Regions from separate parts of the Mus musculus genome. Here region 1 is linked to region 2. The links are chromatin contacts, found by POLR2A ChIA-PET in ENCODE. All regions are on one chromosome and are shown on one strand. Each heading gives the region's core, a stretch centred on a gene start or an enhancer-like site at or near the end of the contact. The rest is flanking DNA. Distances are from core to core; before and after follow the strand shown. Region 1 overlaps Celf5 (CUGBP, Elav-like family member 5). Region 2 holds the start of Nfic (nuclear factor I/C).

The links. ChIA-PET counts read pairs that join two places held with the same protein, here RNA polymerase II (POLR2A).
Region 1: POLR2A ChIA-PET joins it to region 2 with 11 read pairs in embryonic stem cell. The contact joins the enhancer-like site here to the promoter of Nfic in region 2. POLR2A ChIA-PET finds 5 or more read pairs at or near these places in 3 of 5 experiments (Patski and embryonic stem cell).

What each region holds. Positions count from the first base shown.
Region 1 is chr10:81,461,254-81,466,862 of GRCm38, forward strand. It overlaps Celf5 (CUGBP, Elav-like family member 5), which reads right to left. Exons shown (of 12, transcript NM_001374703.1): 9 at 4,714-4,776; 10 at 3,087-3,167; 11 at 1,416-1,559; 12 at 1-1,088. The coding sequence ends at 961. Among named protein-coding and RNA genes, the nearest start is that of Celf5, 19 kb to the right of the region's middle. Within about 2 kb of position 3,423, at least 1 of the 3 ENCODE cell types and tissues checked has a DNase peak (open chromatin) inside an H3K27ac peak, as active enhancers do.
Region 2 is chr10:81,423,389-81,428,870 of GRCm38, forward strand. It overlaps Nfic (nuclear factor I/C), which reads right to left and starts at 3,785. Exons shown (of 10, transcript NM_008688.3): 1 at 3,688-3,785. The coding sequence starts at 3,717. Gm51811 (a long non-coding RNA gene) reads left to right here. Exons shown (of 2, transcript XR_003949025.1): 2 at 1-790.

The DNA of each region.
Region 1 (5,609 bases), core at 2,173-4,672, 38 kb after region 2:
ATCGAAGCCAAAATAGATAAAGCCCAAAAGACCCAGATAATGGACAAAAAACACTGAAGGATTAAAGACTGTCGATCTCTACCAGGCCCTGGGCTGGGCGGTGAAAGAAAAAGAAAAAGAAAGAAAAAAAGAAAAAAAAAAAAAACACTAAAAATAAAGTATTCCTGGGTGCTCTGTAGGCTGCTGCTGCTGGGTAGCCGAGCTGTCACCTCCATGAAGTCATTGTGCAGTTGGTTCCACCTTTTAAAATCAGTTCAGTCCCAAAGAAAATGCTGAGACTATTGAAGGGGAAATTGGCTTTTGGGGTTTTTTGCTTGTTTGTTCGGGTATTTGGCTTTGTGTTGTTTTGTGAGAGTGCAAGCGACACTCTGGGTTTGTTAACCCACTGGGCATGAAATTAGAAGACAGGACTCTCAGGGTCCACGGGAGCTGGCTGGTGGGGACAGAGGTGGGGGACCACAAGGCTATGATGTGTCCCCATTTCCTCTGCTTCAGTCCTGGGCCAAGCTTAACTGGACATTCCAAGTTCAACTGTAGGACACAGATCCTTTCTCTGGATTAGGGCTTCTTGGCTTGCAGCTTCACAGGATGGGATAGAAGCCCCGCCCATCACATCCTGCACCCCAGACCACAAGCCCCAAACCAGAAGTTCACTGTAGTGAACCTCTATTCATTTTTCAAAACTTTCCCTGGGAAGGAAGTCCCCTGGGTGGAACCTCCTAGCTTTCTCTCCCGGTTTCCCCACCCTAATCCCACCCTCTCTGCCACCCAAGCCACAAGGTAATGGGGGAGGGTTTGAATCCCCAGTTGGCCTCTTGGAGTGCCACTCCCGCCCCCAGAATCTAGAGAGTGAGCTTGGGATGGGAGGAGAGTGAATGACACCAGGGCTGGGCAGAGCACAGGGCCGCCTGGCGGCTCACCTGGGGCCACACCCACAGCACTGAAGGGCTGTGGGCGTGGTCAGTACGGGTGTCCTGGGTCTTTGGGTCTCTTCAGCTGCACCTTCAGCCTCTTCATACCAATCTGAAAGCCGTTCATGGCCTGGATGGCCGCCTGCGCGCTGGCTGGGTGGTCAAAGCTCACGAATCCTGAGAGAACAAAGTGACGGAGCTGGTAAGGGGCGTGGTCCAGGCTTCAAGTGGCTAACGTTGGTCTTGTTCATCTCTAGAGTTGGGGGCCTCACTCCCACCTCATCCAATCAGCTCAACTTCCCTTGTGGTGCATGGGCCACAGCCTCACTTTCTTCCTTCAACACTGATGTGGCACTGAGTACTATTCCAAAACCTTATACTTACCAGGCATGCGCTCCACCTTGACCACGCCCTCAGACCCTCACTGGGGCATTCTAGATGGCAGCTCCACCCCTGGCCACGCCCCCACACCCTCAATGGGGGTCTCTAGGTATGTCCACTCACCGAAACACTTGCTCTGGTTGGTAGCCCGATCCATAAACACCTTGGAGGAGATGATATTGCCGAAGGGGAGGAACATCTGGGTCAGCTCCGTGTCTCCAAACTCCTGGGGGAGGTGGTAGATAAACAGGTTACAGCCTTCGGGACCTGTAGGTGGGGGAGAGAAAGACATAAAGCCCCCAAGGAGAGGAGGCGGACCCCCCCTGGGTTGGGGTCCAGTCCTTGTCTCTGGTTGTGGATAGAGTGAGACGTTTCTCCAGACAGGGAACGGTCGGGAGCAGGGTTGGGCCCTGCAAGCCTTGATCAGTCCCAAGTGCCTTGTCCACCCAGCCATCAGCCACCAGCTCACCACAGACCAAACCCAGATAGCCTCTTTGTCCCGGCTGGAACCCCACAAGCCAGAGCCTCCCTGATGACTCCCAAAGCCGCACATGCTCTGCTGCCAGCCTCCTCCTGCAGGCTATGTACTGGAGTCAGGTGAATGGGGTGAATTGGTGGGAGCCCTGGGTGTGGCTCAGCAGTGGCTCATGGCCCTTGCGCTGGTCTAAGAAACACCTGACACTTAAAAGAAGCCTGGAGGCCGTTGGAGGCGCACACCTATCATCTCAGCATTTGGGAAGGCCAGGCAGGAGGGTTGCTGTGTTTATAAGCCCAGTGTAAGCTACATAGTGAGACCTCATAAATAAATAAATAAATGCCCAGAAAGAGAGGAAAGGTAAGAATTCATTGCCATGAGGGAGCCAGGCCTGTCGCTGCAAGGTACAGATGTTGTCTGTTTCTCTGTCTATATAGTTAATTTTAGGGGCGCGTGTGGAGGGCAGAGGACATGGGATTTATCTTGCTTGGTGGCAGGCACCTTTACCCATCTTCCTGTCCTGAATTTGAAGGGGGACCTAGAAGGGGCCTGCATGGCCAAGTGTCACTGATGTCATCTGTGGTTAGCTTTCAGATCTTGGCTGTCAAGAGACAAGCACATCCTGCTGGTGGCCTCGGGCACAAAGTGTCCAAGAGACACAGTGCAGCCTCGTGTGGGACAATCCAGGGGCACCAGCTAACCTCAAAGTCCAAGGGCTCGGCTGTGAACCCATCCCCTGCACCCTGGAGTGTGAGCCCCCATCACAGGTGAGGGCAGCTTTGCCACAAGGGTGGCCTGAGGCTCCCCCTTCCACCTCTCCCCAGGCCTTCCTGGTCCATAGGTAGGTAAAAGTAGGACTTCCCGGAAGGCCCACACACCAGGAACTTCTCAATGTCTCTGTCTACACAGGTGGGGCCAGAACACCTGAGCTCCAGATGGGAAAACTGAGGCAGGTCGTTAAGTACTCTCTGATCACCGTGCCCAGTCAGAAGAGGATGTGAGTGGCCTTGGGTCGCAGGATTCCGGACTCCTGCTTCCTCCCGCATGCCCTCCACAGCCTCACTTTACTGGGAAGGCCTCAGTTTACCCAAGATACCTCCTCGGACTCCGGACTCCTGCTTTCTCCCGCATGCCCTCCACAGGCTTGGCTTCACTGGGAAGGCCTCAGTTTACCCAAGAAGCCTTCTCGCACAAACGCGCACCAAAAAGGGGGTTTCCTCGCTTGTCCATTGGGGGGTGGGAACCTCAAGGGCCGCCGTTCCATGGAGGGGCGAGGTCAGCAGTGCAGTTGAGGGTGGGGCTGGCAGGGGTCGCCTCACCTTCGCGCTGCTGCTGCAGGAGGTGCGGAGGCTGCGGAACGCTGTGTGCCACGGGCGCGATGGCCGCGGTGGGATACATGGCTGCGGAGAGCAGAGGCCATACTGAGCCACAGGACCAGAGCAGAGGGCGAGGCCAGACCGAGGGGAGGCGGGGCTAGGACTGAGGGGCGGTGCCGGTGCCGGTGCTGAGGACCAGACCCGGGCCAAGGGGTGCGGCTAGGCTGTGGCATCACCGAGTGGTTGGACCGACCAGGGCAGAGGGCGAGGACAGAGCCATGGGGCGAGGCCTCGGCTGGGCTGCGACAGGATGGGGCGGGGCTGTGGCTGAGGGGCGGTGCCTAGGGGGTGGGGCCCGGCTGGGACTTGCGCTGAGTGGCAGGACCAGTACCAAGGGCGGGACCGAGGAGTGGGATAAGGGCTGAAGGATGGCGACAAGGGGCAGAACCCGGGCCTAGGGCCAGGTTTGGGTGGGTCGAGGGGCAGTGATGGAGCTGAAAGTGGGGTGGGACCAGGGCCAGAGAGGTAAGGCCAGGGCTGAGGGGATGAAGGCAGAAACGCAGGAGGGACTGGGTAGGGCCAGAGCTGGAAGCGGGGCACAGCCAGGACGGGGACTGAGACAGGCAAAGAGGGCCAGAGTTGAGGATGTATTGAGGGGCAAGGCTAAGACAGGTGCATCAGGGCAGGTGACTTGGTCAGATGACGGTAGAGTGGGTGGGGCCATAGCTTGAGGGGCAGGTCCGTGGCTAAGGGGTAGACCGGGACTGTTGCTCCACGTCTCTGCCTTCCTCCATGCCTTTGCCCTTCATTCTGGTTCCCCATAAGCTGTGGCCCTGGCCCTGCTCCTTGTGCCACGAGCCTACTCCTCAGGTCCTAACTCTACCCCTTATGCCCTAATCCTGCTCCTCAGCTGTCCCTACCCTTTTCTATTCCCACCACCACTCTGGCTGTACCTTGTCCCCAGACCCTGGTCTTGACCAGTTCCAACCGTGTCCCTTGCCCCGCCCAGTCCCCGACCCACCTCTCAACCCTAACCCCGCCCCACCATTCAGCCACTGCCCTACCTCTCTGGCCCTGGACACACCCTTGAGCCCTAGTCCCACCCTCCATTCCTCAGCCCTGCCTCACCCCACAGGGAGCAGGGCCATTGGAGGGTAGAACCACTTTTGGCCAAGAGGTGGGGCCAAAGTGGAGCATGGGGTTCTGAGTGGAGCTGGGGCATAGTGGAGGGAAGGGCTATGAATTGAGGGCTGGGATAGGGGCGTGGCCACAGCAGGAAGGGTGTAAGAGTGGAGCTCCACAGGGGTCTGAAGGGCAAGGTTGGAACCAGGTCTAATGAATCAACTTAGTTGAGCAGGGCTCTGCCTTTAGGGTGGGTATAAGGGCTCATGGGCAAGGCACTGAGTGGGTGCGTGCCTCAAGAGGTGGGGTTAGATTCACAAAGTTAGGTGGGGCAGAGCTACATAAGGTACACAGCCAGAGGCAGCCCTGGCTTTGGAGGGACCTGGGGATGAGACGTGGGGAGCCCCAGACTTAAGGGACTGTACATTCCTTAGGGGTCTTGTGGAGGATGGGACGTGTGCAGATGGATGAGACCTGAGGTGAGTGGTCAGGACAGGGCTGCCTCTACCTGTGTACTGCTGGACTCCGGAGAAGGCAGGATGGAGGGTCTCTGCCACAGTGGGGCTCTGAGCTGCAGGGCAGAGGAGGAACTGAGCGCTGACATCCACAAACACCCAGCTTCCCTTCTGTGTTAACCCCCACAGGCAAGCCAAGGAAACTGCATCTCTGATGTAGGTTAACTTGCCAGCGACACACACACCCATAGCAAACAACAGAAGTCAAGTGAAGCCGTGTGACCATCACCCCTCAGCCTCCTACCTTGTCCCCCTCAGCACCCAGGAAAACCCCCCACCTGAGGGTCATCTGCCATACCCCACTCCCTGCCCAGACTCCCTCATCCAGCCTGTGGGGACCCCTGAGTGTTTTAGGGTCCACCCAGTTCCTGGTTTGGGCCATTAGCACTCAAGGCTGGCAGCTCAGGCCTACCCTGCCTCACTTTGACAAAGCCCAGAGCCAACTACAGAATGAAGAATTTAGCCAGGTGCAGGTGCTCACAGCTATTATCTTAGCATTTGGGAAGTAGAGGCTAGAGGACTGCCCTTGGTGTAAGGCCAGCCTGGGCTACAGAGGGAGTCTAAGAGCAGCCTGCACACACAGGGAATTGAAGGCAAATCTGAACTACCCAGTATGACTTCGACCTCCATCTCTCACAGCAAACAAGAAGAGACATCTGCCTAACACTGGCTCCCATCCGTGCTCCCATCCAGCCTTTGATGTCATTTGTCCCATTTTCCAGTTTAGAAACCAGCCAGAACTGGAATCTGAACCCAGAACCAACCTGCCAAGTGTGTGCTTGTGACGTAGCCTCCCTCCTCAGCCATTTCCTGTGCCCACACCTGCCTAGCCATTCCTTGTTCTGCCCTGCCACACATAGGGTGTAAGGCTGTGGGGGACCTAGGTATG
Region 2 (5,482 bases), core at 2,535-5,034:
CAGTGCTCTTAACCACTGAGCCATCTCACCAGCCCCCGACTCAGATTCTTAAGTACTAAAGTCACAAGTGTGTTCCACCTTGCCTGGTGGATTGATTGATTGATTGATTTATAGACAGGGTCTCTCTGTTTGGACCTGGCTGTCCTGGAACTCACTCTGTAGACCAGGCTGGCCTCAAACTCAAAAATCTTCCTGCCTCTGCCCCCTGAAGGCTGGGATCAAAGTGCCCGACTGCCTGGTGACCTTCCAAGTCATCCCATGCATGTATCTGAACTTATCATGCACCCAGCAGCTTCAGGAGCTACTCAGAGTTAAAATCAGGGCAGAAGGTGAGGTTGGGGGAGGCGCCTGTGAGAGGCTCAGGATAAGACTGATCCTGACTAAGGAGACACCTGTGGGTGACATCTGACCTTCACAGTGTTTGGGGGTCACCACTGTTTCCCACCCCAAGTCTGCATCACTTAGGCAACAGGATGAAGAAAAGCTGGGAAACGCCTATGAGCTAAGCCATTGGCCACAAGCAGCAGCATTTATTGAGCATCAACTGTATACCCAGCTCTGGACAATGAGTGTGGCATCTGTGGGTATCTGAAGGGCACACCACCCTGGCTCCCCAGTTCTGTGTGAGGTGACATATCAGTGGGCATTTACCACCAAACATTCATGGAACACCCACTGTGTGCCACCACCTGTGTCTGGTGGCATTTTCTGAGCTCCTACTGCGTGCCACACCCTATGTCCAGCAAATAAAAAATACCCCCCCCCAGCAAGAGCTGAGGCAGTCACTGAGGTTCTGGACTCCCATTTCTGAGTATCTAAGCATACCTAGGGTAGGGGTGGGGTGAGTGTGCATGCCCAGGGGCGGTGGGTCCCTGTGCACTGGGGAGGGGGGACTACCCGGTCTGAAGGAGGGGGACAGGAAGGAGGCGGGAGGCTCCTGTGTCTGATGCAGGGCGGCCGCTCCCGCAGGCAGGAAGAGCCGGAGAGGGAGCAGAGGCTGTGGCGGGAGAGGCCAGAACGCTGACTCGCCAGAATCCAGCGCCCTGATTTACAGGCCTGGCCCTGGCAGAGGCACCTTTTCTGCAGAGAGGAGGGGATGGGGACAGGGCTGTCACTGTGAACCCACTCATGGACATACTGAGGACCAAGCCCATGCTGTGCTGCCTTGGGACACTTCTCATCGTCTCTGATCCCATCCCCCTCTGGAAGGAGACCCCAAACGTCAACCCTGCACTGCCTCAGTTTCCCCACTGCCAGGATGGAAGCAGCGAGCCGCAAAGCTATGAGGAGGAATGAATGGAGGAGGGAGGTGGCCTCAGCTCAGGCCCAGGGAATCCTCAACCTCAGCCAACAGGGATTTGGCCCCAAACCCGGAATAACTAACGTGGGGCGGGAGGGCGGGAAGGAGGAAGGGGGAGGGGGAGGGGACACCTCAGCTTGGGATTCATGGAAGTAACGGCTGCTTCCTCCAGAGAGTAAAAGTGAAAAGGGGCCTGAGTCACCACCCAGAGTGACAGACGGCACAGGGGACCCATGGAGCTCCCAGAATTCTCTTGGGCACCTGGTGCCCTGGCATGGACACTGACATCAGGGCCAACCCCGCCCCGGGCCAGGCTCCCGGTAGGATCCGGTTGGATCAGCAAAGGAGTTATTTCAGTCTGAACCCTGGCTGTAAAATTAGCCGATTTAGGAGGGACGGGTGAAGAGAGACAGAGAGACAGAGACAGAGACAGGTCAAGGCAGACACCATGAGTGACATGTGGGGGGGGGGCAGGGCGGAGAGGTTGGGGGGCTGCAGCGTTGCTCCTTGGGTCCTTCTGTCCAGCCTGGGCTTGTGTGGAGCTGGAGAGACCACACTTGGAATTCAGGGGACTCTTGAGATCCCATGGGGGACTCCCTCAGGGTAGGAGGGGGTGAGTGGGAGATCACAGGGGTGGCATCCTTCCTGCCAGATCGACCCACACCCTCCTATGGGGGAAACTGAGGCCAAGGCCACACTAAGTCCTCAGGGCTGGAGCCAGCACTGGGGTTGCCCCCGCCCCCAGCTCCCAGCAGCAGCCTGGATGGAGGCCTCCAGAAGGCCAGGACGGGGAATTCCACGTGCCCAGGCTGCCTTCCAGCCGGCCACGTCTGCCTCAGACCTCTCAGCCACCAGTAGTCAGTCAGCACAGAGACTCCAGTCTCCCTGGGGTCACACAGCAATTACATCCCAATGCCGGTGCTCTGGCGGCAACTGAGCAACGCCTGCCCTGGGCTGTGGGGTGACCCACTCCTCAAATCTCACTTGAAGTAGAAACTGAGGCCTGCAGAGGGGCAGGCATTTATCCAAGGTCACCAGGGAACCCTGGGTAGGGCAGGCTGGGGTTCCCTCAGTATGAGGGTCTCCCCTGGGGATCACAGAACTGCACCTCTTACCAAGATGGAGGGACCCGCAGGAGTGGAGGACCCCAGGATCCTGTCCCTGAGATGGGCTACCTGGGTCTTCCCTGGCAAAAACAACCATGGCCCTCACAAAGTTCTCCTCAGGACATCAGACAACTGCAATTCCCAGAACCAACACAGTCTGGAGACCACTATGTCTCACTCTCTTTCAGGGGAAACTGAGGCAGACACAGCAAAAAAAAAAAAAAAAAAATCACAAGAGGCTGTGGAGTTGGAAAAGACAGGCTTATGATTCCAGGGGGCAGACACAGCTGGGGGGCTCCTTGAAGGGGGGTCCCCTGGAGGGATGGATGCACCCCTCCCCACTCTCCCTCAGATGCTGGAACCCAGCCAGAGGGGCACAGCAGGGCAGGTGCTGGATTGGCCACCTAGTACGCAGTGTCCGCCAGTCCCCTGCCGCCGCCGCGGCCTCCTCCTCCTCCTCCTCCTCCTCCTCCTCCTCCTCCTCCTCCTCCTCCTCCTCCTCCTCCTCCAGCCCTGGCCTCTGCTCCTCCCGCCAGCCGCCTGGCAGCGCCTGCTCGGCTCAATAATTCAAGAATCAATGCGGAGCTGGGGGGGAGCTGAGCCAGGGAAGGGGGGGGACCCGCGATGGACACCCGCAAGACTGCCCCTCCCCCCGCGCGCCAACTTCGCGCGCCCCTCCCCCTTCGCGCGCACACGTGGGCCTGAAATGGAGGGGGACACTGCCAGCTGGAGGGGGGGGCGGCCACCTGGGAAACCAAGAACTCGCGAACAAATAGTCTAGGGGTCCCTTTACCGCACAGCTAGGGAGACCTACAGTGCAGCAGGGAACCCCAAGATCAGTCCTACGGGCGGGTGGGGAGCGTTCTACGTGCGGGTGGGGTGCTTCCTGCGGACACCTACTCTCTTCTCCATCTGGAGGGGACCCAGACTTCCTGGGTGCAAAGGGTGAGGGCTGTGGGGAGGACGCCAGCCCCCCCCCCCATCCAGCCAAGACGAGAGAGAGTTCCAAAAACAGCCGATTTAGATCAAAGTGGGGGCCCAGAAAATGGGGTTCCAAGTGTGCAATCAAGCTTAACGAGGATGGAATCCCCAATCTCAAGAGTTGCCCGCACCCCAGGTCCATGCCAGGAACACCCTGGCCTGGAAGAGGGTGGGTAGAGAGGACGCGCGCGCTTTTTTTTTCCCACCCCCGCTGCGGAGGGGAGGTTCCAGACTGCAAGAATGCGGTTCCAGGTGGAGCCGGGGTGCGGGCCGGGGCCAGGCCGGGAGCGGGGTGCGTACCTGGGTCAGGCAGAGCGGGGAGGAATACATCCCGGGGCGCTGGCACCGGAGGCGCAGAGGCCGAGCGGCCGCCGAACTTACTGAGTCATTTTTGCAGCCGCCCTCCCGCTCCTCCCTCCGCCGTCCTCCCCGCCCCGCGCCGCCTCTCGCCCGCCCCCGCTCCCTCCCTGCCGCCCGCATCCAACTTTCAAAGAAATCGCCGACAGCAAACAAGCAAGCAAACAAACAAACAAACTATGTCTCTACACGCGGACCCCCTAGTCCCCTCCCTCTAGAGCTATCCATTTGTAGAGGAGGACACAGCGATCAGGTCCACGAGATGGGGCTGAGCCCTTAGCTGCCCCCCACATCCCACCTGAGTCCCTGCAGCAGCCTGCCTCTGCCCCCAACTGTACCCCAAACTCCATCTGTCCCCTCACCTGTGCCCTCAAAGTGGCCACTGCCAGTAGGGTAGAGGGGGACCAGTGTGGGAGGCTTTCCCTTAAAAAGCCAATAAGTGGTCTAGCAGCAGGTATGGGGTCCCTGGGAAGGGTGCGGTGCAGGACTCAAGGCCAGGCCAGGCTCTGACACTACTGTGTGATAAAGAGCAGAGTGGGGTGATCCAGGCCAACCAGGTCCCCAAGTTTAGATCAGTGTCCAGGCTGCCCATTTCATATTTGGGGAATCTGAGGCACAGGGAAATCTCACTCCAACTAACTTCATTTTTCTTCTCTTTTCTTCCCTTCCTTCCTTTCTTTTAATTATTACTATTTTTGAGCCAGAGTCTCATGTTGCCCAGGTTGGCCTTGAACTCACTATGTAGCTAAAGATGACCTTGAACTCTGGATCCTCCTACTTCAGCCTCCTGGGAAGACAGGTATGCTGGGCCTTGCCCAGCTGGAGATCACCTTTCTGAAGGCAGCGTCTGAAGAAGCCTGCACACCCCCACCCCGGCCACCAGTGTCCACTCACAAGTCTAGGCCTTTTTCAATTATTTCTCTCCCAGGGACCCAAGGACATGGGATGTGAGGGCTGGGGGGAGAGTGTGCTACAGAGCAGTAAGATGCTTTAATCCGTTATCACTGTAATTCCAGTGAAGCCAAGGCCCAGAGAAGGAAACCACTGGTTGGGGTGTCGGGTCCCAGGTGCCTGCCTGGCACACCGGCCACCTGGTCCATACCCCAGGAGATGCCTGTGAGTGACACTATTAGGAGTACCCACGGATACTGACCAAACCACCTGTCAGATTGGATGCGCGCCCTTGGGATGTCCAGGACACCAGGGCCCACACCTGTCATCCCAGCAGGGATGAAGAGGCAGGAGTGTCAGAAGCCAAAGGCCAGCCTGGGCTACATGAGCCCATACTGATCACCTCCCTATATTAGGGACAGCACACAGCAGGTTCAATGCATGCATAGTGTGCATGTGTGGCTCTGTCCCAGCCAATAAACATCATTCTCCCTGAACCTCAGTTTCCCCGTGGGTGTCTAATGTTCTGGGTTGTGGAGATGCAAGCAGACACCAGCACCGAGGTGACCATGTGCCAAGGGTGCATCGGGAGGCTCAGGAGGACACTAGACTTGTACCTCAGCTGCATATGACCCATTTGTTAAAAAAATAAAAAGTCAGGGTGCTGGAGAGACAGCTCAGCAGTTACAGTCCCAGCTGCTCTAGCAGAGGAACCCAGTTTCGGTTCCCAGCACCACCCACATGGCAGCTCACAACGGTCGTGGGACCCCGACACCCCCACATGTGGGGCACACAGATATAAATAACAAAATAAACAGAAATAAATCTAAATATACAAATTAAAGCC